Linked DNA regions of Mus musculus: all the other regions are linked to region 6. Evidence: chromatin loops called from intact Hi-C (ENCODE). Cell type or tissue: heart. All regions are shown on one strand. Region 1 has its middle 31 kb from the start of 4931403M11Rik. Region 2 holds the start of Ppifos (peptidylprolyl isomerase F, opposite strand). Region 3 holds the start of Ppif (peptidylprolyl isomerase F (cyclophilin F)). Region 4 has its middle 15 kb from the start of Gm31775. Region 5 overlaps Zmiz1os1 (a long non-coding RNA gene). Region 6 has its middle 10 kb from the start of Rps24. Region 7 has its middle 38 kb from the start of 4931403M11Rik.

Region 1 (4,000 bases), 86 kb after region 6:
GGAGGGTTGTACTTTGATAGCAAGGTAGAAGGAATTTTCACTTCTAGAATAGAAAAAGTATTTTTCTTGGGAACCAAAAGCAATTTGATTCTGCAATGTACAAAGGAAAATGACTGGCAATGGAAGGCCTTAGGGGTAGCACTAAGTCCTGCATCTCCTGGCCTGAGGTGTCATCAGGCAGCCTTTCCTCAGGCTGGAAAGGAGCTGCTTAAGCTGTGGTGGCTTTGAATGTGCCTTGCTCTGAATTTCCTTTGTACACCTTAAAAAGAGGACAGCCACCTAGGTTGCTTGGTACTTGGTGGATATCTGGGATTTGTTGAGTTAATGCACATAAATATTTAGTACAGTGCCTGGCATGTGGCAGTTAGGGCTCAGTAAACATTGGCTCCTATCATGTTGTTAACATTGATGGAGGTATTACAAAGAACGTATGGTCCCCAGGTGCTGAGTATCACATGCTAATAACAGTTCTGCAAGGAAAGACTCACCATAACTTTCTAGAAATCTGAGGCTTGGAGAGGTCAGATAACTTGATCAGGTCTACACAGGTAGTGAGTAGTAGGGGCGCAATTTGACCCCTGGCATTCGGGGTCTGCTCTCTGGAATTAGTACTGAGTTTTAGGAGGAGAGCTGAGGGTCTCAATAGACACTAGAAGGAGAAGGGTGAGTAGAGGAAGCATTGTGGGGTGTTTTCCTCTTCTCAGCTAAGATCAGGCCTCTACAGAAGATGCCAAGCTGGGAAGAAGACCATAGATTTGCTTTGGCAGGAATTTCCTGTCTGGGTGTGAGGTCAGACCAGTCCCAGAGATGGGGTTATAGAGATGGTAAAGAGGGTTCTTGAGATGAGCCAAAAGGACTCATCTGGCCAGCTTTGGGGGATGCTAAGCAAAGTGACCCTTTGGTCATTACAAGTCATAGCTTTAGACATCTAGAATTTTCCAGCTTCTGAGGACCCTCTAATGCCAATGTTTCACAGACACTTGAGTGATACTCAAGTTCTGCAAACTGAAGCTCTGTTTCCATACAGAAGTTGCTGTCAGAGCCATTCATGGTCTTTCAGGCCTGACTGACATAGTTAGCTTCATGGGCTACTGTAGATTAGTTATGCCAGGACCCACTCCAAATGCTGGGAAACAAAGCAGGATGTTTGTTAGCACACCACACAAGCAGTAGTCTTAGCACAGTACCTGCTGGTATGGTGTCTACACATCACAGGTCTCTTCCTCTGAGGTTAGGATACATCTGTAGATGTTGTCTGTGGGATACATCCCAGTATCACCAGTCCCTGAAGTGGGGGATTAAGCTCCAGGTGCCTGCTGAGACAGCAGCTCTCTCTGCCCTGTCTTTCTCCATCACCTCCTAGTGCTGTCCTGGGGACCATCCTTTGGTTCCACCAACCCTTGAATCAGCTTATTTCAGAGAGATCAAGATCTCTGCTCTGGAGGATTCCTGCAATGGCAGCCAAGTTGAAGGCTTTGACAGATCTTGTAGTGGAGGACTTGGTTAGCTTTGTCCCCATTGTTGCCTATTTCTTAAGCCTAAAAGACTTAAACCCCAGCCCTTCATAGTGCATAACTCCCAGAGGTTGGAAGGCTGAACGCAGGATGCCAGCTTGCTGGGTTGGTCCTGGCAAGGTTCCTCTTCTTGGTTTGCAGATGGCCAGCTCCTGGCTATGACCACACAGGAAGAGAATAGAGAGAATGGAAGCAATGACTTCCCCATTTCTCCCTAACAGGGTGCTAATCCCACAGAAAGGGCTCCACATTCATGACCCAGTCATTTCCCATAGGCATCACCTCCAAATGCCATTGCATTGGGATCAAGGCTTTGCCATATATGGTTTTTTAAGGGGGGGGGGAGCAATTCATTCAGTCTGTGGTACAAGGAAAATTATCTATCAATAACATATTTCCCAAACTTGACTGGATCCATTTTGTGGAGGATTGGTGTCTAACTCAACTGGCTGACAGAAGTACTATGGGGAGTGAGTGGCAGCACCCTCTATCGGCAGCGCAGGGTTAGGACTTGCTTCTCCACAAATGGTAAATACCCTGCAACCTTAACTGGCTTCTCACTCCCCTCACCTATGAACCGTAGAAAATAATATCAACTCCCAAAGAGTTAATGCACCGTGAAAATCTCAAATAAGCTAGAGAATATTAGACAAATATGCGAGGTGGCTTGTCTCAACAGTGGGAGTAGCAGGCGTGTCAAATAGAAGGGCCTGAGCTCACTGTTTTGGGTCTGAGTCCTTTCTTCCAGACACCAGGGACAGGATTGTTTTCATCCACCAGTTTTCTCAAAAGAAGATGCTTCCTCCTCTGTGCCCATCATGCCCACTGCAGATCTGAAATAGTTGCCCAGAGGAAGGACAGGAATGGATCTGACGCCAGCGCATCCATCTTGGACCGCCCTTATCTCATTTTCACGGTCACCGGAGACAGTCAGGGAAGATAACCAGATGTTCCAGCATTCCCCCCTCGTTCGCTCTCTCTGGCTCACTCTATCTTTTTTTTTTTGTAAATTGAATTTAGAGGGCCTGTTTCTTAGCAACAAGCAGCAGTACGTGGCTCCAGAGTACTACTCAGCCATTGCTGTGCTCACATGAGCCTTTCTTTACAGGCTGCAAATTGAGACCTACACCGGGGCCGATAGGCAAGCCGGCTTGAGACCAGCAGTTCAGGGCTGAATTTAGGAAGGGGAATATTCCCAAAGAACTCAAGGTGAGGAGCAGGAGGGCTGTTAGGACCATCCCTGTGACATGATGCTGACTGTGTGGCTTGGCTGGAGGCCTGTACCTGCCTGCTCTTGCTGTGTCCTGGGAAAGCCTTCATCCTGGGAGGAGTGGCTTCCTAAAGAGTCCGGGATAAAATCTCAGATCTAGCTGTGATGACACTGTAGAGTTATATGTAAGCCATGGGACTTTTCCATATCCCCTTGTATATTTCAGGGATGTAAGATGGCCTGCCTTGCCAAGCTCAGGGACAAACAAGCCCCAGCCAGCAGTCCAACAGATAGTGGGCATGACGGCCATGTCAGAGGCCCTGCACCTTTCTTTCTCTGGCCTGCTATGCCTCCTTCCCTTCTCCAGAGAAAGAAAAACTAGATGTGGGGAGGGAGGGTAAACGCATCCTTCTCTGCAGTGCGTCTTTGGGATGTCTTCAGTCTTATAGACAAATAAATAAATATCTAAAAAATTCAAGTGGGAAGAGGAAAGGAGGAAGAGGAGGATGAAGGCTGCCTGCCGCATAGACTTGGAGTCATGGCAATGCAGTGTCAGAACCACAGACAGACAGAGTATTGGGTATGAAGGACCATTAAGCCCTTTTACGTGAATATCCATTAGCGTCTGAATCAGTGGCTGCATAGGCTGCAAGCTCCTGGCCCACAGGTCAGACATGACACTCATGGTGTTTTATAGTTTGTGGGATTAGTTGCTAACAGTTAAAAATGAGACAATTTCACATAAAGGTCCTTTGAATAACCACGAAGATCTGTGTGCTCTTCACTCAGCTGAGCAGGAGCCATCCTATTAAAATGGGACAGGTGCCATCTGGCTCACTGCAGTCTTCACACTCCCAGCTCCTGGCTCCCATGGACCCTTTCCCCGTTTCTTATCTGTCTGGTCATCAAAGGCATCTGAGCTTGCAATTCCTTCTGTACCAGTAATCCCTTGCCCATGGGCAAAGTAAGAATGCTAATAAAAAACCTACTGGAAACCTTCATTAAAATGATATAGTGTCATGCCTGTGCAGTGCCCGACATGTGGCAGGGGTTAAAAAGTATCTGTGTGGAGGCTGGAGAGATTGCCCGATCGGTAAAGTGCTTCTCATGCAAGTGTAAGGACTGAGTTTGGAACCCATGCACCCCACAAAAACCAAAGGGGGTGTAAGTGGCTTGAGTCTGTAACTGCAGAGTTGGGAGTGGAGGGAGGAGCCAAGAAGACCCCTGAAGTTCATTGGTTAGCCAGTCTAGCCAAATCAGTAAGCTTCAGGGTCAA
Region 2 (4,000 bases), 1.2 Mb after region 6:
AGGGAAGGCTCCTGACTCTTTTCCTTGATCAGTGGGGATAGCAGTTGCTATTTAATGTTGTCTTCCTCCTTGCAATAATTTAACATAGAATTCAAGATCTCATCGAAACAAAGCTGTGACACTCATGGCACTGTCCGTGTGTGACCTGTGTTGCTGTGACACTCACGGCACTGTCCATGTGTGACCTGAGTTGGCACAAGCCACAGACACCCCCAACCCCCCCACCTCCCAGCCTGGCTTCTGAGACATCACTCAGGGCTCTTGTGAAAGTCCCAGCGTCAATGCCTTCCCTCCTGGTCACTGTGAATCCTGCTGGCTGCTGCTGTGATTTTTGAAAGCCTGTGAAATAGAAGCAGCAGGACCTGGGAACAGACCTGTGAGCCCGGTCTTTCTGCTCAATGTGAATTCCCGTGGTGAAAACTTACAGACACTGCCTGACCTCATGCTGTTCTCAAGAGGGAAGTGTCTTCTGGCAGGCTTTGCTTTTTCTGTATGTTGAATAAATCCAATCTATCAATAATATATATGTAAAAGATTTCTGGGACAGTCCTGTGTGTTCATCTCAAATGTGATAAATAAATCCTATTTTCTATAAAATGGCTGTCTCTGGTTTTGGAATGAAATTTACATCTTTGGGGCTCATTTGTTTTTGTGACAGGGTCTTGCTGTGTGGTCCAGGGTCTTGCTGTATAGCCTTTGGCTAGCTTCAAACACTCTTGACCTTCCTCAATGCTGTTGGGATTACAGGCATGGAACATTGACTCCAGCTGGGGCCAGTCTTGGAGTTACTATGTGTTAGGTTCTATGCTTTGAACTGTTTTTTGTTTGTTTTGTTGTTTTATGATGCTAGGGCCTTTGTGCACACAAGCCACGTCCTCAGCCTTATTGTAAGGAAATCCGTGTAGAACATTCTGTGTCCTAACCCCAAGTACTAGCTCAGAAGCCACTGAGAACATCCTTGCTACCATCTGTCCTGTAGGATGGTCCAGACAGTCCCCACCGTGAGCACTACCTCTAGGTGAAGTCCCAGCTATGCTTAGTGATTGAGCTTCAGTTTCTCTCAGCTACATAATGTGTACATGACATCTAGGTCTGGAATTGGGTGTGACCCATGTGAGGTGCATGGTCTTGGGCCAGATGTATCATCACAGCAATCTCTGGGTAGTGACTTACAAGAGGGTGACATTTCCCGTGTGTCAGAGATCCTTAGGAAAGGGGGCTGAGATCACCAAAGGTTAGAGGTGGGTTTCCCTTTTCTCATGCTGGGTCACTGAAATGTGGAATTCTTCATTGCTGAATTCTCAGGGAAGACAGGACTGGGGCAAGCACATGACTAAGAGTTTCCTTAGGTGGGTAGGGACATAGCATAGCTCATGGAGAAGGGATGTGGGCTCTGGCTGCGGTGAGTATTGCATTCATGCCATATAGAATTCCTGAATCAGGTGATGTCAGGTTAGAGGTAGGCGTGGTCATTCTGACATCATAGAGGTTATGCTGAGTCTTCAGAGTCTTGGAGTTTCCATGAAGTCAGAGCTCAGCTCCTTGGGTTGAGAGTTTGGTTGGAGTAGTAGTTAAAGCCATTTTGGGAGCAGCCAGCATCCTCAGAACAGCTGGCTGTGATGGTGTGGACCCTGAGCAGGCATTCTGTGCCTGTGTCCACGAGCCTCTGCAGTCCTTTATACAGTGGGGCTGCCGAGGGACTTCATTTGAGACGCAGATCTCGCCTACTAATAACTGATAATGTCTCATGCAGCACAACAGCTTACAGGTGAGAAGATGAGGCTACAGGCTGGCTTGTGATTAATCTAGACAATATGTCAAGCAGTTGGCAAAGGACAGACCTCTTGAGCTCTTGGTGGTACAGAAAGTACACACGGGCTTCTTAGGATCATTACCTAAAATCTTGAGGTCACACAGGTACTTTACCACTGACCTGTGACCCCAAACCCTCCCCTTTTTGTTTAGTTGTAGGCTAGGTCTACATTGTCCACGGTGGCCTTGAAGTTACTCTATGGCCCAGGCCAACTTAAAACTTGTGACTCTTTTTGCCTTGGTCCTTTGAATAGCTTTGATTATAGGCTTATCCCCAGCCACTTTAAAAGTATTTTAGGAACATTATTTATTTACTCACTTTAAAATTTGTGTATTTCTGGTACAGGTCAAAGATGTGTTGTTGTTGTTTTTGGAGTTGCCTGCTGACCTGGGGTACTCCAGGCACCCAGGACAAGTCAAAGGGAAAGCCATCCCTCCTTGAGCTGTGACCTGCCTCCTGTCAATTTCAGAGGGGTCCAGAGTTAGAAGTGGGAGGGCTTGTGTTTCCTGAGGATGTGTGTGTTCTGTCTCCATCCAGTGGAATCTAGGGGTACAGCAAGCATGTAAGAATTTTTCTGAAAACCACTCCCTAAAGGCAGAGGCAAGGTCATCCTCTGCAGCTCTCAGAGGCCCAAGCCAGGTTTTGGGGTTTTGTTTGTTTGTTTGTTTGTTTGTTTGCTTTGTTTTTTCCAGACAGGGTTTCTCTGTATAGCCCTGGCTGTCCTGGAGCTCACTTTGTAGACCAGGCTGGTTTTTATGTGAAGCATCTTTTAAAGTAACACAGGAAATCCTGGCTTGTTGCTTGCCAGTAAGTCCTCAGTACCTAATGTGTGCATACATACATCGGTAGCCCTCAGTACCTAATGTGTGCATACATACATCGGTAGCCCTCAGTACCTAATGTGTGCATACATACATCGGTAGCCCTCAGTACCTAATGTGTGCATACATACATTGGTAGCCCTCAGTACCTAATGTGTGCATACATACATCGGTAGCCCTCAGTACCTAACGTGTGCACCAAGTGTTGAACCTGTATATGCTTTCTAGATGGCATAAGATGTGATACCTTATGCTTTCAAAAACCAAAACATCAAATTTCTGAGATGCTTGGTAGCTTTTCAGAATGATTTCACTGAGATAAAAATTTACATATAGTAAAATTCACACATTTTAATTGCACCATCAATAAAATTTTGAAAACCACATCCACTGATTAATGAGCATCAGTGAAGACACAAAACCTCGCCAGTGTTTCAGAACCTTCCCTACACGTCTTTCTAGGCAGCCACTAGGTTCTAGTACCACACGATGACTTTTGCCTTTCCTAGGACTTCATGTGGAAATGAGATTGGAAACTTTTTTTTTTTGGCCCTGGCATCTCTAGCATAGTGTGTGTGAGACTCTTAACATTTCTCAACCTGTGGAGCCCAGCTACCCTTTCACATGGAGGTCACATATCAGATATTTCCATCAGGATTCACTACAGTAGCAAAATTACAGTTAGAAATATCTTTATTGTTGGGCGAGGGGGCGGGCACCACAGTATGAGGAACTGTATTAAAGGGTCACAGCGTTAGGAAGGCTGAGAACCACATCTGGGTTCTGCAAGATTTCGCTTCACGAAAAGCAATTCTGCAGATGTTTCATAGGTGCACTAAAGCCTAAAGCCTGGGACTCGCAGGATCCCGGGAGCGCATACAGAGCCTGAGCTGCTTGCTTGAGGCTGGATCTCACTCTGCTGCCTGAGCTGGTTTTAACTCCTGCACTGAAGAGACCGATTAGCTTCAGCTTCTCAAATAGCTGGATTGCTGGGTGCATGCTGAAGGACACAATAAAAAGCACTTCGCTCTTGAGTCATTTATTTAGTGTGCATGTGCATGTGCGTGTGCGTGTGCGTGTGCGTGTGTGTGTGTGTGTGTGTGTGTGTGTGTGTCTTGTACTGGGGACCAAACTCAAGGCCTTAGATAAGCATTCTATCACTGAACTATAACATAGCCCAGCTGGAGCCTACTGAGTACAAAACCAACTGTGTTTTAATTCAGGAATGCTAGGCTGGTTTAACATCAGAAAGATCAATGAATATAACAGTGTAACTTCATGTACACACACTATTAGGATAAGACCCCAAAGTTACAGGGCTTTGAAGGGGACAGAAGAAACATTTACAAAACACAGAGGCATAGTA
Region 3 (4,000 bases), 1.2 Mb after region 6:
ACCAACTGAGGACAGGGCAGGGGAAGAACGACGTCAGAATCCAGCCCGTGGTGAAGATGGAATCAGTCTCTGGCTCACACAAGGGGCGTGCTAATGTGTTTGCCAAAGAGCTGGAAGAAGTAACATGAGGGAAGGCAGGTAGACAAGGGAGCACTGTACCGTCTTTGACTCCCCAGTGCTACCCATGACATCGGGCCTCAGCCTGGCCGTTAGAGACCTCTGTGATGGTCCTCTCCTGGCGTTTTTCCGTTTTTGTTTAAGATCACAGCCTTTCCTCAAGGATGCCCTGACTAAGCCCAGCCAGGGCTGTTGTAGGCTCATCCTTCGCTCTTGGGATAACCTCTTCACAACCTTGTGTCCCTGTTGTACCCAGGAGTGGTCACGTCCAGGCTTATTTTCCGAGATGGAAGTCACCTCCCCTGTCTCCTGGGCTCCTAGTTACGGTATTTTCTGTTTTCCTACACTGTCCTCCAAGGCTTTTCTCCTGCCCTTTCCCAGTCTAGATCCATGATGACTGTCAGGAGGGTCTGGCAAGCAGTAACAGTGACCGTGAAGTCAGACAGGTTGGTCTCAGCCAAACACACTCCCTTTGACAAGTCACTGCCACAGTGTGGGGGGTGGGAAAGAGAGCTGCTTCTTGGGCCACATGCTAAGCCATGAGGAAGGTCTGAGGCTGGGAAGGAGTCTTGTGAATGAAGGCTCCTTCTCTTCTGGGGTGGGATCTGCATACTTTAACACAGCAGGAGCTCCATCCTCACCTCTGCAGGCTCAGGACAACAAGTTTCCACAGCTCCAATTTGAGGTATGTTAGACCAATAGGAGTCAAGACCTACAGGAGTCGATGGGCTACAGAAAGCCTGGGACTTGTGGATGCTTCCTAGCAGGGCATGTGTGGTGGTTCCTCTCCACTCCCTTCCAGTCTAAGTGTGCACTGCTGTTGCATAGATTTTAGAAAATGTGCCAATGGCTCAGGCAGAGCGGAGGGCAAGTGAGTTCCCCTTGCAGGCAGCTCCCTTTGATACACACTGACAAGAAAAGACGGGGCCCTATGTGGGGTTGGGTGAGACCCACCCTAGACTAGGGACTGGTATACAACCCATCAAGGCCAGTAGCACAAAGCAGAGAGCTGTGGACCATCACAAGAGGGTTCAGGCTGCCATGTGTGAGGCGGGGAGCATGCCCTGATTTCATAGACTACTTGGACCAGCATGGCTTCTCCACACACACACACCCCCCAACTGAATCTTGGGTGGGACAGGCCAGGCTCCCCGGCTCCTAAGGCTCTCAGCTCCTTTCCTGCTCCCGCCTCTCAGGACCTTGGGACCTTGCACTGGAGATTCCCCGCTATGCTCTGAGCACACAGTCTAGGCTATGCCCATCGCTGTTGAACACAGAACAGCATTTAACAGTTAACAAATGCTTCTCTCTCTTGTTTGTTTATCCTCAGAACAGGTATGAGTAGAAAGCAGGGTAATTTCTCATCGCTTCCTTGGTTGCAGGACTGGCTGAATCCAGCAGTAGGGAACCAGGGTTTTCTAGCCCTAGTTAGAGCCTTTTTCTCTTTCTGAGCCTCAGTTTCCTAACTGTGTTGGCTCACATGCTCTCGCTGGCTGGCATTCATTTGATTCCCAGGCTGGTGCTGTGCCCAGTGCACCAGGGTTTAAAGTCCTGCCTGTGGCTCTTCTGCAGGCTCCTTTCCTTTTATATCACACACTGCCAACTTCCTGGCATCCCTAGAGAATGGTTGCTTAGGAAGTTACCTGCAGGTGTGGTGCAGTTGGCAAGGAAGTTTATTCCAGGTGAATGTAAATCTAGGGGGCATTCCAGGGGGTGTAAATCTAGCCCCGCACTCTGCTGGCCTGGCTGGAGGTGGTGGGAACAGACAAGGGCTGTCAGAGTGGGCTGGGACTGAGGCCTGGCAGATGCACTATTGGTTCGGCAAACTGTATTTTCAGTCCTGGCGGAGGATCTGGTCTCTAGAAGCAAAAGGAGACAAACTCAGCCCTGGAGCCGGCAGCCTGAGGTCACCTTGTGGGTGTCTTAGACTGTATCTCTGCTTCTCTGTTCTTTCTGTTATCTCTCCCTTTCTGAGCCACCTCAGATTCCCCCACCTACACCCCCCCACGTCTTTCTGAATCTCAGGATCAACCTTTCTCTTGATCTAGAAGCACTTTCAAAGGACTTCCGGCTCAGTGTGTAGGGATGGAGGGCGGGGCACAACGCACGAGCCGATTACGCTGCCAGCGGCAACCGGCAGGGGACGCTAGCGAACAGGTTCCGAGGGGGCGCGGCGGAGGCGTGGAGGGGGGCGTGGTCTCGAAGCCAGCCGACCAATAAAGGCGGCGGCGCGCGGCCTAGGTATCGCTTCCTGGGTCGTACGACCTTGCCTGTGTCTGCTCTGAGTTCTTCCGCGCGCCCTCGCCCGACCCGCGACAGCGATGCTAGCGCTGCGTTGCGGCCCCCGCCTGCTCGGTCTGCTCTCCGGCCCGCGCTCCGCGCCGCTGCTCCTCTCCGCGACCCGTACCTGCAGCGACGGCGGAGCCCGCGGCGCGAACTCTTCCTCCGGGAACCCGCTCGTGTACTTGGACGTGGGCGCCGATGGACAGCCGCTCGGCCGCGTGGTGCTGGAGGTGAGGCTTGGACATTTGGAAAACCTGGACTTCCCGGGCCCTGTACTGTGCCTGGCACATCAGGTGACCTTGAGCCTCAGTTTCCCTCTCTCAGAAGAGGCGGCATCAGCTTGGTCCGTTCGGGGCTTTTCAAAACCCTGGGGGGTGTGGAGGAAAAGGTCAAGGTCAGATCGTACTGAGTGACAGCCCACTGACCGGCCTGGACCGACGTTGGGCTTCCTAGACCCTCTGCGTCCGAGGTTGGACCCAGAGCTCTGGGGTGGGTAGCTGAGGTCCAGGTGTTGCCAGGTGCTCACGTGGTGGCCTGAGCGCACTCCGGATCCGCCCCCAAGGCCTGGTTGCCTAAGAGGAGACACAGGGAATGCAAGTGAGAAGGTTCTGGCTGCCCAAGCCCTCTCCATTCCCTGAGATTTGACCCTTAAAAAGAAAAGTAGGAAACAGACACCAAGGTTATCAGGAGGCCATCCCAGGAGCCTTTAGGCTGTTCTGCTTTGAACAAAGGTACCAGTTAGACTGCCGATCTACTGGGGGAGGGGAGCTGGCATTTTTTATTATGCCTCATTTTCCTCGTTTGGAAAATGAGGAGTACCTCCCCAACTCTGTTTGGTGAAGAGGGATTCTTAAGAGAAGTTGAGAGGCATGAGGCAGGCTTGGATGACGGTCCCCTCCTTCCCTTCTGTGAGCCTCAGTTTCCCCCAGCACTGAGGAAGGTCAGCTAATTCTAATGTGATACTTACTCTTGGTCCAGGGACTCATGCCGAGGGCCTCCAGCTGACATTTCTGTCCCGGAAGTGGGCCAGGATGGCACTAGTTTCTTCGGATAAGAAACTAAGGCTGTCTCAAGCAAGCTTTGGTTGGGTTCAGGAAGCAGCTGGCAGAAACGATAGTGGCTTTGGCAGTTCCGAGGAGGGTTGGTGGTCATGGAAGGGAATGGCCCTGTTCTTCTTTGTCATGATGCCCTGGCCTCTGGGTGTGAATGGTGAGGGGGATCTTTTTTGCACCTGCTTCTGGACTGACCATCCTTTTCTGTTCCTTTTCCTTCACCATAGTTAAAGGCAGATGTCGTGCCAAAGACTGCAGGTAAGGCTTACGTGGAAAGTGAGCCCGGCAAGGCTGGTGGGCTTGGCATGGAGTTAGGACTTAGATTATGACCATATGGGAGTCTCAACCTAAGCACAGCTGATGAGTACCCTGAGGCAGCCTTTTGTCCCTCTCTGGACCTTGTTGTCAACTCTGCTAACCAGTCTGAAAGTAGCTAGACATCTCAGAACCAGGGGAAGGCCCATGTAAGCTCTCATTGATAGCTTCCTCCCACTTCTCCATGACAGCACAGGGCAGGGTTAGGTAAAGTGTTTGGGCTCTTTGCTTTG
Region 4 (4,000 bases), 150 kb after region 6:
GGGGTCGAACCCAGGACTCTCACATGCTATGCAAGCACCCACTCTACCATCCTCAGCCTGAGATGCTGGCTTTCATTTCACTTCTGTGTGTCTAGATTTTTTTTTTCAACCTGAAATGTATCATGCCACATGCATTGCTTCTTGCTGTGGCCTTTGTCTCTTAACGACTAGTTTCCAGGTTGTCTCGGTGATGGTATTAAGAACACTCACCCATCTGTCAAAGCCACAGGATGGAGCTCCCTGGCATGGGCAGGCCAGAGTTTATTTAGCCATACCTCTTGGATGGGCATTCTGATTGCTTCCACTGTGATCAATTGCTTTTCTGTTGCCACTGTTCTAGGTCAAAGGCCTCCTTGATACCCTGCCTCTCTAGGTCAATGGAAATGAGAAATTGCTACCGGCCATTCTCCTTTCACACATTAGTGAAAATGGGAGCACCTTGGTGTCCATGATAATAAGAAGGCAACCACAGCAGCGTTAACCTGACTGGCCACCGGTGCTGCACTATATGCAGTGAGACCTTGCCTCATGGTGTCCTAGGAAGAAAAAGCATCAAATGAGCATGTAGGGGAATATATTCAGGGGACGTTCTCGGAAAGTCACTGGGGTCCCTTTAGTGTATCAGGGGGCGTCCTGAAGGAAAAGAACAAGTCTGTCTTCATTAGGCCCGGGTTACCCACCATAAGAGAGCTGCAGTGCAGGGGACACAGAGTGTGGAGCAGAGGCAGTGGCCGCCCCTCTCTGCTCCCAGGCACTGCTAGCCCAATTCAACTTGTTGCTTCTTCAGTGTCTTGCCCACGAGCTTCCTATTGTTACAGGGGCTCAGGGAAGGTCAGAAATGTGGAAGCTCTACCTTGTTCCCAGCCCCCAACAGTCTTCAGCTACTACTTAGAGGTGTGGCACGAGGATCCCCAGCCGGTTAAGGTCACTCTCCTTCCTCATCCCATTCACCCACACCTCCACTTACCTCCCTCCACTAAGCCCAGGCTGCATTTGAATTCTGGGTCTGCTGAAGGGACCCAGGGCTCAGAACCAATCAGTGGTCATTTTGTTTGAAAACTATACTAATGTGTGCATGTGTGCACACTTTTGCATGCATGCGGAGGTTAGAGGACAGGAGTTGGTTTTTTTTCTCTATCATATGTGTCCCATGTATCAAATTTCTGTCATCAGTCTTGGTGGTAAGCATCTTTACCCACAGAGCCAACACATTGGCCCACAATGGTCCATTTTAATGATTCAATATGAATATGCTGCACATTCCCATGGAGGACATTCTTGTGTGTGTGTGTATTCACACTCATGTGCATGTACATGAAAGCCAGAAGTCAACTTCAGTGCAGTTCCTTAGGCGCCATCCACCTTATTTATGGAGAAAAGTTTCTCACTGCCCTGTTGCTTGCCAGGCCAGTGCCTGAACTAGCTCAGCTGCTCAGTGAGCCCTAAGAGTCAGCCTGTTTCTGCAGTGCTGAGATTCCAAGTGTGTGCCATGATAGCTGGCATACTGTTTTTACTTGGTACAGGGTATCAAACGCAGGTCATATGCTGTGCAGTGACTACTTTACACACAGCTGTCTCCCTAGCCCCATGTGTAACCTTTGTCATTTCCTTGCATGAGTTCTAGACACAGACCCAGTGCTCCAGAGTGAGTCCCCTTTTCTAAGCTTTTAATGAACATTCCTGGTATCCAGATCTTCCCTTCTTATCTGGGCTCAATGCCACCTTGCAGCCCACAGGGGACACAGAGGGACCAGTTATGAGTATGCTTTGGGGGTCTTGGAAGTTACCCAGAAAAGCAGCCTGGAGGAGGCACTGAGCAGAACCCAGAGTGACAGATGGACACTCTCTGCAGGCTCACAGAGGGGCTTCTGCAGCTTGCTAGGAGGCTGTTTCTTTCCAGGTTCTTATTCTTCAAGGCCTGATGGAAGCCCACCCTGTCCTCAAAGCCTTCCTGGGCTTCTATCCTTGCGGGCTCCATTGCAAAGCTAATTTTGTCTGGTCTGTGCTGCCTCCTATGGACAGTGATTGTAAAAGTCAGTGTCGCCCATAGGACAGGTGGCACACACAGGCCTTAATAAATAAATTAATACATCAATAACTGGCTAGGGGAGCCTGGACTTGAGCCCTATCTCTACAGTGACCCCCATGGGATCCATGGGGCTCTGTGCAAAGCCCTGAGGTAATCATGAGTAGGAATGAGTACCCCAGGAACCACCTGTCTCCCCTCTCAGATCTAGGTTTGCAGGGAGCCACTCTCTCAAGCCTGAGGCCGGGCTGTTTGCGCTCTGCACAGGGATGTGGATATCTCTGTGCCTTTCCCTTCATCCTTCCAGGAGCAGGTTTCCGGAGACAAATATACCCTCCGCACCAGCCCCTCGATCTGTCTAAACACAATTTGACATGCGTTGCTATTAGCTTAGCACCTTATCAAATAATGTGGCTTGATCGAGATAAAAGGTTTTACAACCCTGGCTGCCTTTGTTTCTGCCTGCATTCACCCGCCGAGACAGCTAATAATTACCACCAAAGACAAAGAGAAATCTATACGCACGGCTTCCAGCTCTCGTGTGCATGTTAAGCAGCGGCAGGAGAGAGCTGGGAGGAGCCGGCTGGCGTTTGGTCTTGGCCAATCCTAGGGGCAGGAGGCCAGCCCCAGAACCTGGCCTAGTTGAGGTAGCCAGTGGTGAGCTGAAAGGAAAGACAGACGGATATGCTGGAGATGGTGCAGCCCTCGAATGTTGGAACCCTAAGTCTGTGCTACTAGGAGCTCTTTGATCTTCACTGAATCTCTGCTATGGGTCTGCCACAGGAGTCAAGACACCTTGGCTCTTGGGTGAGCATGCTGTCTAGCTCCACTTTCCCCACCCAGGAAGTTGAAGGGTTGTGGGTGGTGGAAATGGTCATTTCAGGCAGAAAATGGCTTAGATGACATCATCTAGGTCTGTATCATGGCTAAACCTGCATGAGGCCTTGACCACGGGTGCTGAAGGAGGAGACAGAGGCCTTAACTTGAGACTCTTGGGCAGACAGTCTTCCCCTCTGGGGCAGCAAACATGGAAGGTGCAAGGAGAGTTCAAGGAGAGCTCTAGGAATGAAAGCAAGCTGGGAAAGCTTCCTGGAGGAAGAGGGTTTGAGCAGTACCCAGATGGATGAGCAATGATACAGGTTGTGTGAGAAAGGTGTTAGAGCTTTGAGTCTGGATTATAGTGTCTGTAGGCACTGGTGGTCTCTAGGGTTTAACAATTGCCCCAGAACCAAGACTGAAGGGATATCTTGGAGTTCCCATCCACTACAGCCCTTGCCTGCTGTGAGAGGGGTAGAACCAGTGACAAGCTGCTAACTGTTGAAATGTTACTTTAGAAAACACACTTTAGCCAGGGCTACACAGAGAAACCCTGTCTCAAAAAAACAAAACAAAACAAAACAAACCACCACCACCAACAACAAAAGCAACTCCCACGTAAACACTTTCACTATTGCCAACTCCAAGACATCAGTAAGATGTCACTGAATGTAGAAAGGGTAGAGATGAGCGTGGGTGGCTCTTGTGATTGAGTGAAAACCCCAGCACAGCATGGGTTGGAGTTTACTGTGGACTCAAGGAGTCAAGTCAGTAGCCTCCAAGGCATCAGTAATCAAGAAGATAGAGCAGCACACAGGTCTCTTTCACCCCCACTTGCTCCTATGGCAGACATCACTAATCAATTATACTTTTGTCAAGCTGAGGATCCTTCTCATCCAAGAAAGTGCAATGGGTTGGTTAAAGCCAGCATGTAGTTCCATTGCCTGATCTAGACTTAATTTCCTCAAAAGCTCCTGAGTGATGAAACTGAAGAAGAATTCTCCTAAAATGATCAGCCCTGATGGCCTCCCAAACTGGCACTCTTCCCTGCTTCTATGCTGTCGTCGTTTCTTTTGAGAGCTGCAGTGAGGGAGAGCATCTGAAAGACAAAGCCATGGCAAGGCTGGCAGGTCTGGTAAAGACCAGGAAAGTCTTGTG
Region 5 (4,000 bases), 870 kb after region 6:
GGAGCCAGTGTCCTCAGAAATATCATCTGTCTAAAGCCACTGTGAGTCCCATACTGCACTACGTCAGGGAGCTGAGACATATCACCTCGGGCTCAGGCGTGACGTGTCAAGAAGTGAACTGCCCATCACAGACACACAGCTGCCTTGGTGGAAATGTTTAAGCAGTGGGTAAGGACAAGCCTAGGTCACCTCTGCATCAGACAGAATAGACAAATGTCCCTGAGGCCAGGCCTTAAAGTCTTGGAGGAAGTGTGGGGACCTTAGGGAAACATGAATACTGACACAAGTTCATTCAATCACATGCTTATGAACATGTGCTCACATGCACATGTGTGAGCTTGTACATATGTGTCCCTGGACACAGTAGCTATTCTGGTGAACAAAGGATATTACTAAGTCCCTGCAAGTGTGGAAGCCCCTGGCTACAGAAGTATGTTCCCCCTTAACAAGTGCCTAGAGGACACTCCCTTCCCCCTTCTCAGCCTCACTTTCCCCACTGTTTGAGGAAGGGGTTGTCTGAGGTCATCTCCAAGGTCTTGGGCTTCTTGCCGCCTGGCCAGTCACCTGCAACTCTCTGTCCCCAGAGCTGGCAGGAGCTGTGACTCAGAAGCAAGAAGCAGCATAGGAGCTGCCCACTGCCCCCTTCCCCCAACACACACACAAAGGGCATCTTGTTACCACAGCCTGCCAGCAGGCAAGGGAGGGCTGGGAGGTAAGGGACCAGGATGCCTGTGTCAGCAGGACTGGGGGTAGGGCTCAGTTAGAGGCTCTGCCAGGGCCATCGGCTGGCTGGCCAAGGATCCCCAGCAGTGGGCAAGGCCTTGGGCAGGCAGGCAGCCCTGAAGAGCAGTCTCAGGAAATGGCCGGCCCCCAGGCTTCTGTATGCAACCGTGTTTGTCAAGCTCCTTTTTAGTATCATTATTTTTCATTTGGATTCTAAATGAACCTTGTGCACCCAGCAGCAGCCTCAGGCCTGGAATTTCCCAGCTGTGTGGGCTGAAACCACAGCCCCTGCTCAGAGCTTACCAGATGTGAGCACAGTCACTCTTCCAATCTGCAAAATGGGAGTGCTGAGTGGAGAAGATGCTTAAATCACACTCTCCAGTGGGGCAGACACCACCTCCCAGAGGAGCCCCAACACTGGTCAGGACACCCTGGTACCTTTCTTGTTGCTACTGGCTCTGTCACTTCCTTGCTTTGGATCCTAAGGCAAAGCACTTATCCCTTCTTACCTCCGTTCTCTAGCCAGTAAAATGGGGATGGCTGAAAGGCAGCAGAAACTAAATAGAAGATTCTTTCTGGGCATTACCTGGCATCATATTCTGACACTGAACAAAGGACAAGCTGGAAGACACTCAGATTGTCCGTGCTAGTAAATAAATCAGTCTGCAGTTCTGTTCCCATAAGCGTATGAATGGTGTGCATACATATGTACATGCGTGCATAAGTGGACAGGCAGGAATTCTCCCAGGCCAGTACTTGAGCATTGAGGCCATTATGTGAACAGTACGGGGTCCAAAGCAAAGGCTCTTTGAGGCCCTTGACCTCCTTAGGACAACTGGACTCTTGTGGCTGGTTTGTGATATCCAGCTAGCCACATCCTTGCAGAGCAAACTGGTGGCTGCAGACGCTGCATCCTCCGAGCACTGGGTGGAGCTAGTGGCCAGCTGCCCCCTAAAGCATGCATTACAGTCCCAAGGAGCAATACATGCTCATAAACACCCCCTAGAGTTGCACTCCCAACATTTTCCATAAACTTCTATGCATGGGCATCTCCTCGGATCAGTATCTGTAGGTCTCTTACACCCCAGAGAAAGGATTCTGCATTCTGTCAGGAACATCTAACTGACAGGCTTTCAAAAACTAATGTGTAATGGGTACTGGTTAGTCTACCAGATCCTCCAAATGCTACCGAGCTCCCAATGTTCTTTGTCCCACTTGATGCATGAAAGTGAGGCCCAAACAGGCGAAGGTAAGTCAGGCCCGTGGGATCAGAAAATGAAAAGGGTAGGCACAGATTGAGCCAGGGGAGGGGGTGGGTATGAAGGACCATAACCCAGAAACCTAGACAGAACACAGCCTTAGTTGTGGGCTTGGAGATAGCTATGAACGGTCGGCAGGCGAGAAAACAAGCCTGCATGCGTAAAGACTCTCTTCTACCATCCTCTACTCCTGGGGAAGATCTTAAGACTTCTTGGCAAACAGTGTTTCCTTTTGGGCAGTGCCCAGGTAGAGCATAGGCCTCAGGCACAGATTACCTGGTCTCTTCCTCCCCTGGTTGCATCAGTGACTGAGTGTGGGAGGCTCTTTGCAGGAAAACAGACCCACCCAGGCTGAGCAGAGCTTCCTGACACAACAGCCACTGCATCCCTAAAGGAGGAAGATCAGTGGACCCAAGGGCCACATCACATAGGAAAGACTGCATTGTACTGGGTTACCACTGCACAGGAGGCAGTTCAAATTCACCACCTATTTAGCAAATCTTCACTGAATGCCCTTGAAGTACCAGGCCCGGGACTAAGCATAGGAGCCCAGGAGAAAAAAAGCAGAGAGGGCCCGTGAGCTCACGAAACTCACACGCCAATGAGGGATGAACACGAATATGCTACAGGAAAAGAGGAAGGTCCCACAGTGGGGATACTTGCCTGGCCTTGCTAACAAGGGAAGACTTCTGAAGGAGGTAGCACTGAGCAGGATCTCCTGAAGGGTGAACAGGAGCCATGCAGACCAAGAGAAGGTGAATAATGTTAAGGACTAGAGATATCTAGGCAGGTGGAAGCAGGCACCCACAACTTTCACAAGAACCATAGAACATGGGGACAAGCACTCCACTCTACAATGGAGGAATCTGGGACTCCTGAGTGACTGAGTCAGGCAGAAGAAAGTGAGGCCCATCTAGCTGGGCAGCTTGTTTTGACCCTATCCCACACACTGACATCTCCAATGAGCCCTAGCTCATTTCCAGTCCATTAGCCAACCCTGACTCGGCAGCATCACCCTCTTAAAGGACTGGTTTGAGAGGCTTCCGGTGCTACATGCAAGCTCTGTGGGAAAATGTCATGTTTGTGTAGTGGGTTTTGTCCATTATGGTGTGTGTGTGTGTGTGTGTGTGTGTGTGTGTGTGTGTGTGTACACTTCTGAGATAGATGGAATGCAGTTCCTTGTGCATGATAGACAAGCCATTCTATAACTAAGCTACAGCCCCAGCCCATGATTGATTAGTAATGTCTGCTGTGGGCAGAAACTTGGAAGCCTTCATCACTGGTTCACCATAACCAGGCAAATGCCTTCAGGCATCTGGGAAGATGCAACAGAAGTCCCTGTCCCTTTCCCTACTTTGTGCTCTGCCATGGTTGGTCTCAGTGACAAGGGTGAAATTCTTACCTTTTGACTCCTGTTGTAATGTAGATAGACTATCTGGGAAGTTTGGGCCACGGAAAGCACTAGATTGAGTTTCCTCGTCTGTACATGAGTAGGACCAAAGGGTCCTGGAGGCTCTGAGATCTAGAAAAACAAAGTAATTCTCCAGCCCATGACCCCTGAGCACATAATGGGATTGCAGGAAGAGCTAAATACCATCTCAGGGTCCTGAGATGGAGACTAGGGGAAAGCGAGACCAGAGGAGAATGGCGGGGCTCAGGCCAAGGTTGCCAAGTGTGGTATGTGATGGGCTTGTACTGAAAGGTTTGAACTGTGACTAGCAGTAGCAAAGCCAGGGAAGGAACAATGGGACCAAGAACGGAGACCAAGCCCTCTGACTTGTCACCTACCTAGGTTGGCCCAGAATCCCCTTTGCTTCCCAGCACATGGGACGAGGACCTCAGAGAAGCCTTCTCGGCCATACAGACTTAAGGAGGTCCCTATGCTGCCTTTGTGTCTCCCTGTCAGCCCCTCGGTGTTTCCGCAGTTCTGGTGCCTTCTGCTACATTTCAGTTCTTTCCGTGGTCTGCTTGTCTCACTGGTCTGTGAGCCTCAGGGGATGACCATGAGATCTGTTCCA
Region 6 (4,000 bases):
CTCCAAGGTAGTACTGTATGTTCAGTCACCAAGCTGCTTTCTTTTGGGCATGACATTGGTCAGTGAGGTGCCATCTGCCATAGGGATACTGAATATAGGTAGCCTAGCCAACCACATTACCCATTTACCAAGTTAACTGTGCCCTGCCAGTCCCTGATCTGGCACCTGGGGAGGAAAGAAGCCAATAGAGGATCTTGTGGTCTGGCTCCTGGAGTAGCTAGCAGGTTGGGACATTGTGGCAGTCCACAGCCAAACTTGGTGTAAGGCCGTGGATCCTGGAAGGTTTCCGGAGGTCATGGGGTTAAGTGATGTGATCTGGCTCAAATTCAAGAGCAGAGTCACATTCAAGGCCATGAAAAATGATTAAGCAGGTGCGTGAGGGAGTGGCCGTTCTGTGGTGGGGCAGGGGAAAGATGGAAATCCTGAATTTGTTTAGGTGGCTTCAGACAGTTGCCCTTAACTCCTGCTGTTTTTACAGGAGAAATCCCATTCTGAACAGACCTCAGACCAGCAAAGATAGCTGGCTGACTCTGGGTTATCAATGTGGACAGCACAAATTCTTGAGTCCCAAAGCACTACACAGCTGTTCCTCCGTTCTCCAGACTTTCCTCCTATGCCAGACCTGAGGCCCTGTCTCCCATAGTCTTCAGGCTGGGAGTGGGAGGATAAGACCTGATGGAGCAAGCCGCCCCCCCCCCCCCCCAAAGGTCAGCAGGGAACAACCCCAGGAAGACCCCGTGTGCCAGGCTGAGGACTTTTCTCATTCATTATTTTGGTTGAGTAAAAGAAATGTGGAGAATTAGAGATTGAACAGTAAGTGGAGTGTCCTTGTCACACGCTGAGTTTTTCCACACAGAATACTTGAGCCGTTTGACTGCTCATCAGGCACGATGGGAAGATTACAGCTGGAGAGGGCTGATGAGCGGGTATTTGAGCAGTGTACTGGGAAACGGCCCGGCCCGGTTCCTGCTCCTCAGCGTCCAGCAGCAGGAGCTGTTGGGGAACAGAGGGCTCCCACCCCTCCCTCTATAGCAGGTACAAGAGCAGGGTTGAGTAGTGAGGCTTTGTTAAAAATACTCAGCTGTTCACCTGTGTTCACTTTGTAGCTCGGAGTGGGAGCATTCATTCATCTGAAAATTTAACAGCTTTGAGGCTTGGACTCAAAGTTCACAAAGGTCTTTTCTGCCGATGTCTCTCGATGTGACAGGTCTTGTCCAAGAGAAGCTTGTGGATGAATGATAATACTACAACTACTGCTAATAAACATTCCGGGCACAAAACTAGGGAGATGCTTAGTGGATAAAGTTCTTGCACTTGTGAGGACTTGAGTTTAAATCCCTATCGCCTACAGAAGAGCTGGGCTGAAGCGGATACCCGTAACCCTAGTGCCAGGAAAGCCACAGGCAGATTTCTGGGACGCTTTCCAGCCTAAGCCTAAATGATGAGAGGAGATCTGAGGTCTACTTCTGGCCTCCATATGTGCATGCACGTGTAAATATATACATGTGATAAACACATGAACAGATTTATTGAGATTATACTGGGATCTGAGTCTAGGAGGGAGGCACAAATAAGCCCATTTTGCAGATGAAGATGTTGAGGTTTACAGGGAGCTAAATAGTCAGCCTAATGAGCCAGAGTAGCTAAGGAAGGTCATGGGTATTCACTCTAGCCACAGCACCAATTGCTAACTTATTAGATCTGCAAATTTCCGGACCGTACTCAGTCAACTACTGGAAAGTGAGAGTGGAGCCCAGTTACCTGGGTTTTAGCAAGCCTGGCAGGTACATTTGGCGCGGAGTAAAGTTAAGGGTATTGGGGGAGGAGACAACTGTGGGGGCCAGCAATGGATGCTTTTGATAGCCATAATACTGAACCTTCCTTGGTGGAATAAAAGTGGTCCCTGCGGCTGTCTTCCACGAGGGGGCACTGTGGATTCAGGCTTGGAATCGCCGGCTTTGTTGTCCCGGCGGCTGCTGCTGCTGCTCTCGGGAAGCCTGAAGAAAGCCTGCTGCCAGATTAGCTGAGGGGTCAGCCTTTCTTCTTCCGGGAAGGTCTGCCGGGGTGGTAATCTTGTTTACAGGATTCAGCCCTCGTGGTGAAACTGAACCTGGAGGGCTTGCTGCTGTTCACATGTGCATGGCGATGCCTACCCATCCGTGGGGCAAGGTCTCTGAAGATCCTCTGCAAACAACATTCCCCTTTTGTAGCTGCCCAGCCAGGCAGCTTACAGTTCCTTTGGAGGGCAGAGCACTAGAACCCCAGTAGCCGATTATGGCTCAGCGTTCAACGTGCTTCCGTGTCATAGTGTTGTCTTGTTTAGATGGGAACAGGAGCCAATTTCGAGTCTTCATTTTGTGGTTTGGGGCAGTTTTCCTTCACCTCTGGGCCCCAGTTTCCCAGGAGATTGAAGGGAGTAGCTTTCATTAGGTGGCTCTCAGCCCCTCTTTCTCTCCATGTCTAAAAATCCTGCCCTAGGGAAGAAAGGAGGAAGCCGACAACCCCCCTTTCTGTCTCCTGGTCTATCCTCCCCTCCTACAGAAGAAGCGTCAGGCTTATAGATCCTCTGCTTTTAAAAATAAGTGTAAATACACACATGCAGATAACAACATACAAGTCCTGCCCCAGGGGGCCGGGGAAGAGCCCAGCTCAGACTCTGAAAGGCATGTGGTGCAAGGACACTGCAGGGGCTGTGACATGACATCCATCTCTGGTGTACGTTTCAGTAAGCCTTTCCAGGGACTTGCAAGGCAGTAAGGTGGAACCTACCAAATTGGATTTTTTTTTTTCAGGTCCTTAGACACCCAGGATTTGCCTCTATATAGATTTCTATTCTGTGTGTTTGGAAGAAGGAAAGATTTACATCATGGTCTCCTCTTGGCTGCACGTGTTTCTTCAGAAAATACATTGTCTCACAGTGACTTCAGCATTTCCCTCCTTAATACAAAGGACTGGTATCTTATGTCTATAGTGGCTGCGCACTGAAGAAGTTGAATGCCGAGTTAGGCATTGAGCCTCTGGCATTGGCCAATATGAGCCTATAGAAGTATCCAATACCAAGGGAGATTCCAGCCTTCTGCTGACTCCCACCGTGTCTGATGATACACAGCATTTGGTTAGAAACTGCCCACCCCACCAGCAAGACCACTGAGTCATAACTCTCCACAGTAGAGGGTACAGGTTAAGCCAGATAACTACCTGATTTCCCAGAGAAGCAGAGGGCCTCTTTTGTTGTTGTTGTTGTTTTTTGTTTTTGTTTTGTTTTTTGGTTTTTCGAGACAGGGTTTCTCTGTAGCTCTGGCTGTCCTGAAACTCACTCTGTAGACCAGGCTGGCCTCGAACTCAGAAATCTGCCTGCCTCTGCCTCCCGAGGGCTGGGATTAAAGGCGTGCACCACCATGCCCGGCCAGAGGGCCTCTTTTGGCTCATCTAGTACCTCCACAGAAGTGTGGAGCGTATCAGTGACTTGCTGAGGTCTCTCAATTTGTTAATGGTAAGGAGGGGACTGGGCTTCAGGCTGCTTTACCCATAGCTCATGCCCCTCCTGACAGCATGTGTCATTTGAAGACGCTCAGGTGCATTAATACATACACAAACATTGACATCCCCCCCTTCGCCACACACATAGACATCCCCTCAATACATACTTGCTTGTGGTGCTGGGATGGAGCAAGCAGGAAGAGAGAATGCTTTATCTGAGCTACACCCCAGCCACTGAGTTCATGAAGCTCCGTGGTACCTTTTCCATTCTCTCTACCTCCTTGTCCTGTGTCTTCCCACACAGTCTATCATTAGCACAGAGGCGGCCCCTGGGAGGGTGAGGCTTGACATCACAACCTTGGTACTTCCTATGCCATAGATTCAGTAGACTGGAGGTCTTGGCTGCTAGTAACTTTGACTCGGTATAAACAGCCTTGAGTAGGCAGCACACATAGCACTCATGGGCAAAGGCTTGGTGGATGCAGCAGTTCTCTAGTGTCAGCAATGGTTTCCCTCCTTC
Region 7 (4,000 bases), 78 kb after region 6:
AGCTGACGTCTTCCATTCACTCTCCTGGCCTTCTCTCCTAATCCCTGCCATGTTTTCTTCCCTATCCCATCCCTCACCCAGTCCCCTCCCTCTATCTGCTTCCTATGACTACTTTATTCCCCCTTTTGAATGAGATTCAAGTGTTCCCTCTTGGGTCCTCCTTGTTATTTAGCTTCTTTGGGTCTGTGGATTGTAGTGTGGGTATTCTGTACTTTATGGCTAATATCCACTTATTAGTGAGTACATATCTTGCCTATTTTAAGTAATTTTTAAAACAGATTTTTCTGATTTTTACTTGATGTGTTTGAATGTTTTGCCTGCATGTGTATAAGTATATAACATGTATACATTGCCTGAGGAGACCTCAGATGTCCTAAAACTGGAATCATACATAGTGAGCCCCATGTGGACTCTGAGAACCTCTGTCTGGTCCTCTGCAAGAGCAGCAAGTGCTCTGAATTGCCAAGCCATCTCTCCCACTCTAGGCTTAAGCAGTTTTAAGTCCCATTAGGTTATGGACCTTGGAATGGGGACAAATTGCTAGGCCAGTTGTACAACTTAAGAGATTCCCAATTCTTCCAAACTTCTACCTCAACTAGGTGAGTCAGAAACTCTGGAGCAGGATTCTGGTGTTAGTATTAATGAAGGGTACTAGAGAGATTCCAGGGTGTGGTCACAGACTGGGAACATCTGGGCCAGAGACATCTGTGGGACAGGCAGCAGAGTGTGGGGGGTGACAGAGACCAGGCAGGGAAGACATGAGCTTGTGTGGGTTGGTTAGGACATGAGTGAGACAAGAGTCATTCTTCCAGGTCTGCGAGTTCTGCATGCATGGGTAGAGTCATCCTTGGACTGAATAGAGTTGAAATGAAATTGCACCCGTACCCACCACACACTCACTTCCCTCTGTGTCATGATCCCTTATATGATGCAGCATGACCATTGTTCACACACTGCTGCAATCAGTCGTCCAGAGGTGATGTGGAGACTCCAGGAGGATATGGAGCGATGTAGGTTTTATGCAGTCAGTGTATTGCTTTACCTAAAGTACTGAGGATCTCAGCGGCATGGAAGAAAAGATGGAACCAGGCCCATTGGTATCAGTGGGCAATGAGGTATTAACCTATGTGACTAGGGATTTCAGTATTCCTGTATAGGCACTTATATGATGTATGAATGGATATGCATACATGTGAGAAAGTGTGTATGTGTGTGCATGTGTCTGTACACCAGTAGCATTACACATATACATGAGTATAGATGACTTCATTGGTGTAGTTATGGGCATTTGTGTGTGTGTGTTCACATGGTCACGAATATGTGTGAGTGCATGTGTGTGCATATGTGCATATGTGGTTTTACATGTTGATGGCAGCATCTGCATGGGAAGGGTGCTATGTGTGTGTATGTGTATACTGGTATATACAGGTGTGGATGTTTATGTGTGGATACTTGTGTATGTGTTTGGCCATATTCCTAGGTCCTTGTGTTGGCATCAGCATCTGTGTTTGGTGCCGCATGTGTGTGTGAGAGAGTGTCTGTGCAGGGGAGGGCCTGGGCTGTGGAGTTAGGGGTCTTCTCTTTGCTCCCAACAGATGGCCCAGCAAATGAGTCCCCCTCTGCCACCTGCCTGATGCACTCTCTAGGGCTCTGCTTCCTCCCTCCAGTCCTGCTGGCAGCCCTAAGCTGTTTCCTCCCTCCCTCACTTCCCCCTGACATCTGCCCTCCTTGGCTGGTGAGTGGAAAAGATGGTGTTAGGAAGAGCTGAGATGCCGGGCAGGCCTGGCCTGCACCCACTTTGGCAAGACCAGAGAGTAGGTGGGGGCTCTAAAGTTTCGTTCTGTCCTGTACACGTGTATATGTGCACCTGTGTGTGCTCATGTGTGTGCATGTGTGTGTCTGGGACTGCAGCAGGGAGGGTGCAGCGTGCTGCTGTCTCCTGTGCCTGGGCTCTGTTGTCAGGGCTCTGTCGTCAGGGTGGCAGGCCGCCCAGGATAGCAAGCCTGTGCTTTGCAGACAAAAATGCCAGATGGTGAGGATAGGGGGTGTTCCTGGCCTGGCTGCCAAGGGCGAGGAGGCTTCTGTGCTCTGGAGAGCAGGCCTGTGAGGCTCATGTGGGCTGCTGTGGCTTCTTGTTTTGTTTTGTTTCTTCGTGGGAAGATGTCATGTATTTTGCATATCTCAGGATTCATTTCCCTTTGGGTTTCCATCAGCTTGTTAAACAATATGGCTCTCAAGTTCCAGCTATTTTGAAGCAAGAAGAGTACAGTTTCCTGCAAGGGAGACAAAAATCCTTATTTTATTCAGGAAATATGTATTTATAGAGTAGTTCGAACAGCATCATCAAAGGGGATAGCTGGGGAGGCTCGGCTTCTAGATTGTCAGCGAGCCCCAGGGTGGACAGAGGTGGATCTGTTCCATCCAGCAAACGGAATCATCCAAACTGTGCTTCCTACTCCAAACTAGATCCGTTCTGGGTAATCACTACACACCATGGCGGGGCCAGGCTTGCTCAGGTACACAGCAGGAAGGCATCAGACTGAGCTGTGTGTGGCCCATTCCTACCAGCACTGTGTCTGCTGGAGAAAGCCCGATGCTTTGTTTGCACCTGAATAACCCTTAAGCAGCCTCCCTGCTGGCCGGGAACTGTGAGAGGGCCTATTGGGTGTGAGAAGCTGAGGGGTAGGAGGCCCTACTGACGCCTGCTTGCAAACACAGCTGGAATCCTGGTGAAAGGAAGCAAGTTCTGCAAGGGAAACTGTTAGCTGCTCACAGAAACAGCCAACTCCCTGACTCCAGCATCAGCATTCTGTGCCTGCTCCCAGACCCTGGAGATTCTTCATGTTGAATAAGGTCCAACTCCCTCATCCCAGGGCCCAAGCCATGGGATTTATCATCTATTCTGTCACTGGGGCAGAAGCGATGGCTCAGTGGGTAAGACACTAGCTGCACAGGCATGAGGACCTCGGTTTGGATCCAAGCACCCTCATAAAAGCTGGGCATGGCCATGCACATCTCTATTTCTGGTGCTGAGGGGCATGGAAGCAGTAGGAATCCTGAAGTTTACTGCCCAGACAGCCTAACTAAAAAAGTTGGTGAACTCTAGGCTCAGTGAGAAACCCTGTCTCAAGAGACTATGGCAGAGAGTGGCATACAGAACGTTTAGCATCTGCCCTCTAATCTTACACACACATATGGACACATATCCACCCATGCATGTTCACACACATGTATACAACATATACATATGTATGCCAAATAAACCTAGTCCCCCAAACCTAGAAAATATGCATTTTTCTTTTCTTTCCTTCTTTCCCTCCTTTCTTCCTCCTCTCCCTCCCTCCCCCCTCTCTCCCTCTCTTCCTTCCCCTCCCTCCTTCCCTCCTTCCCTCCTTCTCTCTCTCTCTCTCTCTCTCTCTCTCTCTCTATTTGTTTGAAACAGAGTCTCTCTGTATAGCAATGGCTGTACTGGACTCACTATGTAGGCTACCTTAAATTTATAGAGATCTACCTGCCTCTGACTCCAGATTCTGGGATTAAAGGCATGTGCTGCCATACCTGGTCAGGAACTATTTCCTTATTATTTGTATATTATATTAATATATATTAATGTTAATTAATATTAATACAATATCTTGACAAGCTATTATAGCAGCAGATACATCAGAGAGAAAGTCAACTATCACTCAGGATGTCCTGAAAAGCCTGTCACTATGTGCAGAAAGCCTGTCCTATACCTTGCATGTCTTCGTGCCCATGTTTCTTCTCTCCTGGTTTGCCTAAACATCCCCTTCATTCTCTCCTCATGATCCTCTCATGGGCTCTGGATAAAAGAGCCCCATGTGATGTTTGCCTGAAATGTCAACTTTGTGTCCTTGAGCTCTGAGGGTTGGAGATTGTGCACCCATCCTGGCATGGGACGTTGGTCCTGACATGTGGGAGGCATTCTATTTGCTCCCTTTCACAGATGTGAGTTGCAGCTTGAAAACAAACTGATCCA

The links. A loop is a pair of places that touch in the nucleus more often than their neighbours do. Peaks named below come from ENCODE experiments on the same cell type or tissue, not always from the same donor. Only the 100,000 strongest peaks of a DNase experiment are listed, where the experiment ranks them.
Region 1: a loop joins it to region 6, with 2.4 times the contacts of the local background. A loop is called at or near these places in 6 of 42 quality-filtered maps.
Region 2: a loop joins it to region 6, with 6 times the contacts of the local background. A loop is called at or near these places in 13 of 42 quality-filtered maps.
Region 3: a loop joins it to region 6, with 2.9 times the contacts of the local background. A loop is called at or near these places in 13 of 42 quality-filtered maps.
Region 4: it touches region 6 in a loop (8-fold over the local background); 11 of 42 quality-filtered maps call a loop at or near these places.
Region 5: a loop joins it to region 6, with 2.5 times the contacts of the local background. A loop is called at or near these places in 5 of 42 quality-filtered maps.
Region 7: it touches region 6 in a loop (2.5-fold over the local background); 6 of 42 quality-filtered maps call a loop at or near these places.

Annotation. Positions count from the first base shown.
Region 1 is chr14:24,584,676-24,588,675 of GRCm38, forward strand. No RefSeq gene overlaps it. Among named protein-coding and RNA genes, the nearest start is that of 4931403M11Rik, 31 kb to the right of the region's middle. In heart, a CTCF peak has its summit at 2,027; no DNase peak of the experiment used is centred here.
Region 2 is chr14:25,699,872-25,703,871 of GRCm38, forward strand. Ppif (peptidylprolyl isomerase F (cyclophilin F)) reads left to right here. Exons shown (of 6, transcript NM_134084.1): 6 at 1-597. Ppifos (peptidylprolyl isomerase F, opposite strand) reads right to left here and starts at 1,411. Exons shown (of 3, transcript NR_028021.1): 1 at 1,174-1,411. In heart, a CTCF peak has its summit at 2,347; no DNase peak of the experiment used is centred here.
Region 3 is chr14:25,691,794-25,695,793 of GRCm38, forward strand. It overlaps Ppif (peptidylprolyl isomerase F (cyclophilin F)), which reads left to right and starts at 2,377. Exons shown (of 6, transcript NM_134084.1): 1 at 2,377-2,630; 2 at 3,680-3,710. The coding sequence starts at 2,439. In heart, a CTCF peak has its summit at 2,262; DNase peaks (open chromatin) are centred at 1,221 and 2,318; H3K4me3 peaks cover 2,310 bases; H3K27ac peaks cover 2,372 bases.
Region 4 is chr14:24,648,514-24,652,513 of GRCm38, forward strand. No RefSeq gene overlaps it. Among named protein-coding and RNA genes, the nearest start is that of Gm31775, 15 kb to the right of the region's middle. In heart, a CTCF peak has its summit at 2,015; no DNase peak of the experiment used is centred here.
Region 5 is chr14:25,371,118-25,375,117 of GRCm38, forward strand. The region is part of intron 1 of Zmiz1os1 (a long non-coding RNA gene); the gene reads right to left. Among named protein-coding and RNA genes, the nearest start is that of Gm41113, 6.2 kb to the right of the region's middle. In heart, CTCF peaks have their summits at 735 and 1,661; a DNase peak (open chromatin) is centred at 704; H3K27ac peaks cover 2,497 bases.
Region 6 is chr14:24,498,769-24,502,768 of GRCm38, forward strand. No RefSeq gene overlaps it. Among named protein-coding and RNA genes, the nearest start is that of Rps24, 10 kb to the left of the region's middle. In heart, a CTCF peak has its summit at 1,918 (motif pointing right); DNase peaks (open chromatin) are centred at 233 and 1,973; H3K4me3 peaks cover 434 bases; H3K27ac peaks cover 789 bases.
Region 7 is chr14:24,576,983-24,580,982 of GRCm38, forward strand. No RefSeq gene overlaps it. Among named protein-coding and RNA genes, the nearest start is that of 4931403M11Rik, 38 kb to the right of the region's middle. In heart, no CTCF peak of the experiment used is centred here; DNase peaks (open chromatin) are centred at 1,989 and 2,699; H3K27ac peaks cover 1,239 bases.